Regions from separate parts of the Homo sapiens genome. Here region 2 is linked to region 1. A link is a loop called in an ENCODE intact Hi-C map of the cell type or tissue named here. Cell type or tissue: Caco-2. All regions are shown on one strand. Links, peaks and the distances in the headings refer to the core of each region. The heading gives the core; the rest is flanking DNA. Region 1 overlaps CACNA1A (calcium voltage-gated channel subunit alpha1 A). Region 2 has its middle 12 kb from the start of IER2.

Region 1 (2,903 bases), core at 167-2,666:
CGGCAGGGCAGGGCAGGGCAGGGTGCCCGGTGAGTCCCGTGACAGATGCATTTCTGGCCCGGAGCGTAACATGCCCTCGGAACCCGCACATGTCCACCAGGCCTGACTGTGCTGGCGACCTCCACCCCCACCCCCGCCCTGGTGTTTGTGCATCGTACACGTATGATAGATTCCGCAACTTGACCGGCTTGTGTCCTTTCGTCTCAGTGCATTTGGTTGTTGGGAGAAACAAAAACCATCTCGATTTTTTTCCTGATTGGATGATTCGGATATATTTTCTTTTTCTTGTTCTTTTGTTATTTCTTCCCCATCCCCGTTCCTTTTTCCTCCTTTCTTTTTCTTTTCTTTTCCCCATTGTGGGTGGGGCTGGCAGGGAGGGCTTATGCTTTTGAGTTGATGCCTTTTCCTCCCTCCCACCCTCTCTCTCCCAACATTATTCCTTTTTCGAGTTTTTCCTCTGCATCATTGCATTAATAGTGCTTTCTCTCTCCCTCCTTATTTGGGGTCTGGCTTGCTTTTTTCCTGTTGGTTGGCTTCATGTAGGGGCCTCTGTGAGTGGTGACAGCTCTGAGCCTTTTGGGGTGGGTGGATGGTCACCCCTCTTCCTCCATCTCCCCAGAATAACTTCATCAACCTGAGCTTTCTCCGCCTCTTCCGAGCTGCCCGGCTCATCAAACTTCTCCGTCAGGGTTACACCATCCGCATTCTTCTCTGGACCTTTGTGCAGTCCTTCAAGGTGAGTCCTCGTCCCTGCTGCTGGCCCAGGGCTGAGAAGACAGGTGACCCTCATGCTCTGGCTGAATGTAGAAGTCAGATTGGAAGTGCCTCTGTGATGTAGTCGTGCAGAGAATCTGTTATCTCCAAGGCTGTTGTCAAACTTCCTGTCCCTGGTGTGTCTTCAGAGCTGTAAGGGCCTCATCCTAGAGCCCCCAGAGATGCCCACCAGCCCTGGAAGGACTCTGGCACGTGGCATATGGCCACCCAACCCAGTGGGGCAGAGCACTGGGACAAGGGAGGAAGACAGTGCGGCTGAGGGACCCCCAGCACTCTTCTTCATTGCCTTTTTTCCCACCAGGCCCTGCCTTATGTCTGTCTGCTGATCGCCATGCTCTTCTTCATCTATGCCATCATTGGGATGCAGGTGAGTGTCGTGTCCCTAAGGTTCCCAGAGCCTCCCAAGGAGGGCAGCCACCCTTAGAAAGGGGTGGGTCAGAGGAGCCTGGTTCACAGAAGCAGCCATGGAGGTTGAGCTGGGTTTCCCAGAAGCCACTGGAGGAATGGCAGCCCCTGGTCGTCACCCTCCAATTCCACAGGTGTTTGGTAACATTGGCATCGACGTGGAGGACGAGGACAGTGATGAAGATGAGTTCCAAATCACTGAGCACAATAACTTCCGGACCTTCTTCCAGGCCCTCATGCTTCTCTTCCGGTGAGAAGGGGACCTGCTCTGATAATTCTGTTTCCGTGGGGTGGGGTGCCTGCCTTCATCCTTCTGTTCCCATAGAGGATGTACCCTCCTCTTCCAATGCAAGACGTGCCCTCCTCCTTCTCTTCTGGCAGGGGCGCGCCCTCACCCTTCTTTTCCGGTAGGGGGCGTGCCCTTCTCTTCCGGTAGGGGACGTGCCGGCCTTCTCTTCCGATAGGGGGCGTGCCCTCCTCCTCCTTTTCTGGTGTGGGGGTGGCCAGATGTGCTCTTATCCTTCTTTTCCCGTGAGGCTGGAAATGGGTGTCGTGGGGGGCCCAGGAATCCTAGCAGGGCAGAAGCAGAGGGCCCTGGGACATAGTCATCAAGGTCATTTTCCAGGCATTATCTCTGAATCTTCCTGACCACCCTGTGAGGAAGGGATTCTTGGCAGCCCTATCCGACAAATAAGAAAACAGGCTTACAGACCGTGAGGCTTGATTCTTTGGTTCATCATCTTGGCTGCACACAAAAGTTCCTTCACTCGTTCAGTGTAGGTTTTTTGGGGGGGCTTTTTTTTTTTTTTTTTTTTTTTTTGGAGATGGAGTCTCGCTCTGTTCCCCAGGCTGGAGTACAGTGGCGCGATCTCGGCTCACTGCAAGCTCCGCCTCCCGGGTTCACGCCATTCTCCTGCCTCAGCCTCCCGAGTAGCTGGGACTACAGGCGCCCGCCACCACGCCCAGATAATTTTTTTGTATTTTTAGTAGAGTCGGGGTTTCACCATGTTAGCCAGGATGGTCTCGATCTCCTGACCTCGTGATCCGCCCGCCTCGGCCTCCCAAAGTGCTGGGATTACAGGCGTGAGCCACCGTGCCCAGCCCTTTTTTTTTTTTTTTTTTAGATGGAGTCTCTCTCTGTTGCCCAGGCTGGAGTGCAGTGGCGCCATCTCGGCTCACTGCAAGCTCCTCTTGTGGAGGTGTATTGAGCACCTACAGCATGCCAGGCAGGGCTGAAAAACGAGGATGCACCAGGAAATAGAGAAAAGAGACATTTTAAGCACTTTGGAAGCTAACATCCCCATGGGGAAGACGAATAATCAGGAAACAAATTATAGAGGATGCTGGAAAAAGATAAAATTCAAGAATAAAGGGGAATAGGGCCAGGTGCAGTGACTCGTGCCTGTAATCCTAGCATTTTGGGAGGCCGAGGTGGGAGGATCGCTTTAGCCCAGGAGTTTGAGACCAGCCTGGGCAACATAGTGAGACCCCGTCTCTACAAAAAAATTGTTTTTAATTAACTGGGCATAGTGCCACACACCTGTAGTCCCAGCTACTTGGGAGGCTGAGGCAGGAGGATTGCTCGAGCCCAGGAGTTCCAGGCTACAGTAAGCTATGATTGTGCCACTGCACTCCAGCCTCGGCAACAGAGCGAGACTCTGTCTCTAAAAAGAAAAATATATTTTTTTAATTTTTAAAAAAAGTTACAGAGGTAGATAGTGGTG
Region 2 (2,903 bases), core at 258-2,757, 72 kb after region 1:
ATTAACTGTGCTGGGTGGGGTGGCCTGGATTGGGGGTGGGGGGGTTGCAGGAAGGAGGAGAACTGTTGGCAATTCCCTGGGAGCCCGAGGGGGCGGGCTGGCTGAGGGTGAGCAGCTGGCAACCAGACAGGCCGAGGCCCTGGGTGGACAGGCCGAGGAGGAAATTAATTGGTGCCAGTCGGGTGGCCAGCCGGCTGGGATGACGGCACTCCCGGGGGCCCGGCCAGCCGCCGAGGTGCGGGAGAGCTGGGGGATGGGGGACAGTGAATGCTGGGATTATGTCTTAACTAAGACTCAACAGTGTACTGGGGGAGGGGCCAATTGGGCCAGGAGGCTCGAAGACAGTGCAGGGAAGGGCAGCAGGGCTAGGGCCCCTGAGGGTTTCTTCTGAGAAAGGGATTCACCAAAGGGCCAGGCGGGGAGCACGATATGGGGAGGCCTCAGCTCCTGAGCTCAGCTCACTTGGACATGTTTGGGGAGACACAAGCTCCCCTTAACACAGACCTGGGTGGGATGACCCCCTAGGCTGAGCCTCAGGAAACAGGAAAGGTCCTGGTCAGAGCGCTTCTGGACAGAGGTGGGCTTTCCTGGACAAACGTCGGGGCTCTGAACTCATCTGGACACAGGTAGAGAAGATCTGGGCTCCCCCAAACACAGGTGTGTGGATCTGAGCGCTACTAGACACGGCTGTGAGGGTTGTGGGCTCCCCTAGACACTAAAAAACCGGGGAAGGTGTAGGCTTTCCAGAACACGGCGGGTTCTGAGCTCCCCTGGACAGAGGTGTGAGGTTCGGGGCTCCCTGAATACACGTGGAGGCTTCAGCAACCCCCAACCCAAAGAGAGTAGTGTGAGCCTCAAACTCGCAAGTCTCATTACTCTTTCATTCTCTCGGCCCTTTTTCCCTGATTGGGAGCCGAACCCCCAAGGGCGGTGCAGAAGCCACGACTTCCCATTGCCTCTGACGCCCCCGGGACCTGGGCGCGACCCCCGCCTCCGCCTTCCCGCTGGGCCGCAAGCTCCGCCCCCGCCTCCCTGGGGCGGGCAGGGCGGGTCCGGAAAGGGGGCGTGGCCCGGGCAGCTGACTACGCGGGGAGTTCTTGGAAGTCGCGGGTTGCAGCGCGCGGAGACGGAGCCCGGGGAAAAGCCAAATGCGGGAGTCAATTTGCATGCACCGCCCTTGGGCGTGATAGACACAGGATGGCTCCGCCCTGCATAGTGACGACTTACCCACCTCCAACGCTCGGCCTCCCGCTCACATTTCCTTGGCAAGATCAAATCCCCACCCTGCCTGGCTAGCAACTGGGCCGCGGCGTGGCCTGCGTCGTCCCTGCCCTCGGGCGGGTGGACTTCGCCCAAGGTCCTGGAACCGGGTAAACCGGTCTGGGTGCTGCTTCTGGATTGGTCCCGACCTGTGGCCCGGCCCTTTCCCAGATCTACAGAGGCTGAACTGGGGCGCCCTTCCTTTGGGTCCTGCACGGCAGGGCAGGGCAGAGTGGGGAGGAGGCTTCGGGATAGAGGACCCGACTAGAGCTGTCCTTTACTTGCTGTCTTGCAGAGCGAAACTCTGTGGGCCTGTTTCCTCATATATACACAGTGGACGTTAAGAGGACAGATCTCAAACGAAGGTTGCAAAGGCATCATTCATTCACAAAAACCGCTTAACCATCTGCTAGACTTGGAGGCAGTAGGCTACAAGAGGAAACTAACTCAGAAACAACGGTTTAATTCTACAAAGGTAAAATTGCACTTGTGATAAGTATTAACAAAAAAAAATTTTTTTTTTTTTGAGACTGAGTCTCACTGTCACCCAGGCTGGAGTGCATTGGCGCTATCTCAGCTCACTGCAACCTCAGCCCCCCGGCCCCGGGTTCAAACGATTCTCCCATCTCACCCTTCCGAGCAGCTGGAACTACAGGTGCGCGCCACCACGCCTGGCTAATTTTTGTATTTTTAGTAGAGATGGGGTTTCACTATGTTGGCCAGGCTGGTCTCAAACTCCTGACCTCAAGTGATCCGCCCACCTCAGCCTCCAAAAATGCTGGGATTACAGGCATGAACCACCACTCCCAGCCCCGCAAAAATTTATTTTATTATTATTTTTTGAGATGAAGTCTTGCTCTGTCGCCCAGGCTAAAGTGAAGTGGCTTGACCTTGGCTCACTGCAACCTCCGCCTCCCGGGTTCAAGCGATTCTCCTGCCTCAGCCTCCCAAGAGGTGGGATACAGGCTCCTGCCACCACGCCCGGCTAATTTTTGTATTTTTAGTAGAGATGAGGTTTCACCATATTGGCCAGGCTGGTCTCGAGCTCCTGAACTTGTGATCCGCCCACCTTGGCTTCCCAAAGTGCTGGGATTACAGGTGTGAGCCACTGCGCCTGGTCTCTTTATTTTTCTTGAGACAGAGTCTTACTCTGTCGCCCAGCTGGAGTGCAGTGGTGCCATCTCGGCTCACTGAAACCTTCTCCTCCAAGGTTCCAGCGATTCTCCTGCCTCAGCCTCTGGAGTAGCTGGGACTACAGGCGCGTGTTACCATGCCTGGCTAATTTTTGTATTTTTAGTAGAGATGGGGTTTCACCTTATTGGCCAAGTTGGTCTTGAACTCCTGACCTCGTGATCCTCCTGCCTCGGTCTCCCAAAGTGTTGGCATTACAGGCGTGAGCCACCATGCCTGGCCAAATGTTTTAAATAAAGTAGCTCTTGATCCGAGTGTCAAATATAGGGGTCTTGCCTCCCATCAGAGACTGGTTAAATAAATAAATAAAAAACACCAGCCTGGGCAACATGGAAATTCCATCTCTACAAAAAAAATAAAAAATTAGCCAGGCATCGTGGTGTGTGCCTGGGGTCTCAGCTATGCTGGAAGCTGAGATGGGAGGATCCCTTAAGCACTAGACTTTGAGGCTG

Evidence for each region. Peaks named below come from ENCODE experiments on the same cell type or tissue, not always from the same donor. Only the 100,000 strongest peaks of a DNase experiment are listed, where the experiment ranks them.
Region 2: it touches region 1 in a loop (2.6-fold over the local background); 9 of 110 quality-filtered maps call a loop at or near these places.

What each region holds. Positions count from the first base shown.
Region 1 is chr19:13,233,447-13,236,349 of GRCh38, reverse strand. It overlaps CACNA1A (calcium voltage-gated channel subunit alpha1 A), which reads left to right. Exons shown (of 47, transcript NM_001127222.2): 32 at 620-736; 33 at 1,076-1,141; 34 at 1,314-1,429. Among named protein-coding and RNA genes, the nearest start is that of IER2, 84 kb to the right of the region's middle. RefSeq lists a silencer at 1,649-1,698. In Caco-2, for the core only: a CTCF peak has its summit at 1,615 (motif pointing right); a DNase peak (open chromatin) is centred at 1,619.
Region 2 is chr19:13,161,314-13,164,216 of GRCh38, reverse strand. No RefSeq gene overlaps it. Among named protein-coding and RNA genes, the nearest start is that of IER2, 12 kb to the right of the region's middle. RefSeq lists an enhancer at 532-621 and a silencer at 892-1,291. In Caco-2, for the core only: no CTCF peak of the experiment used is centred there; DNase peaks (open chromatin) are centred at 306 and 1,256; H3K4me3 peaks cover 1,636 bases.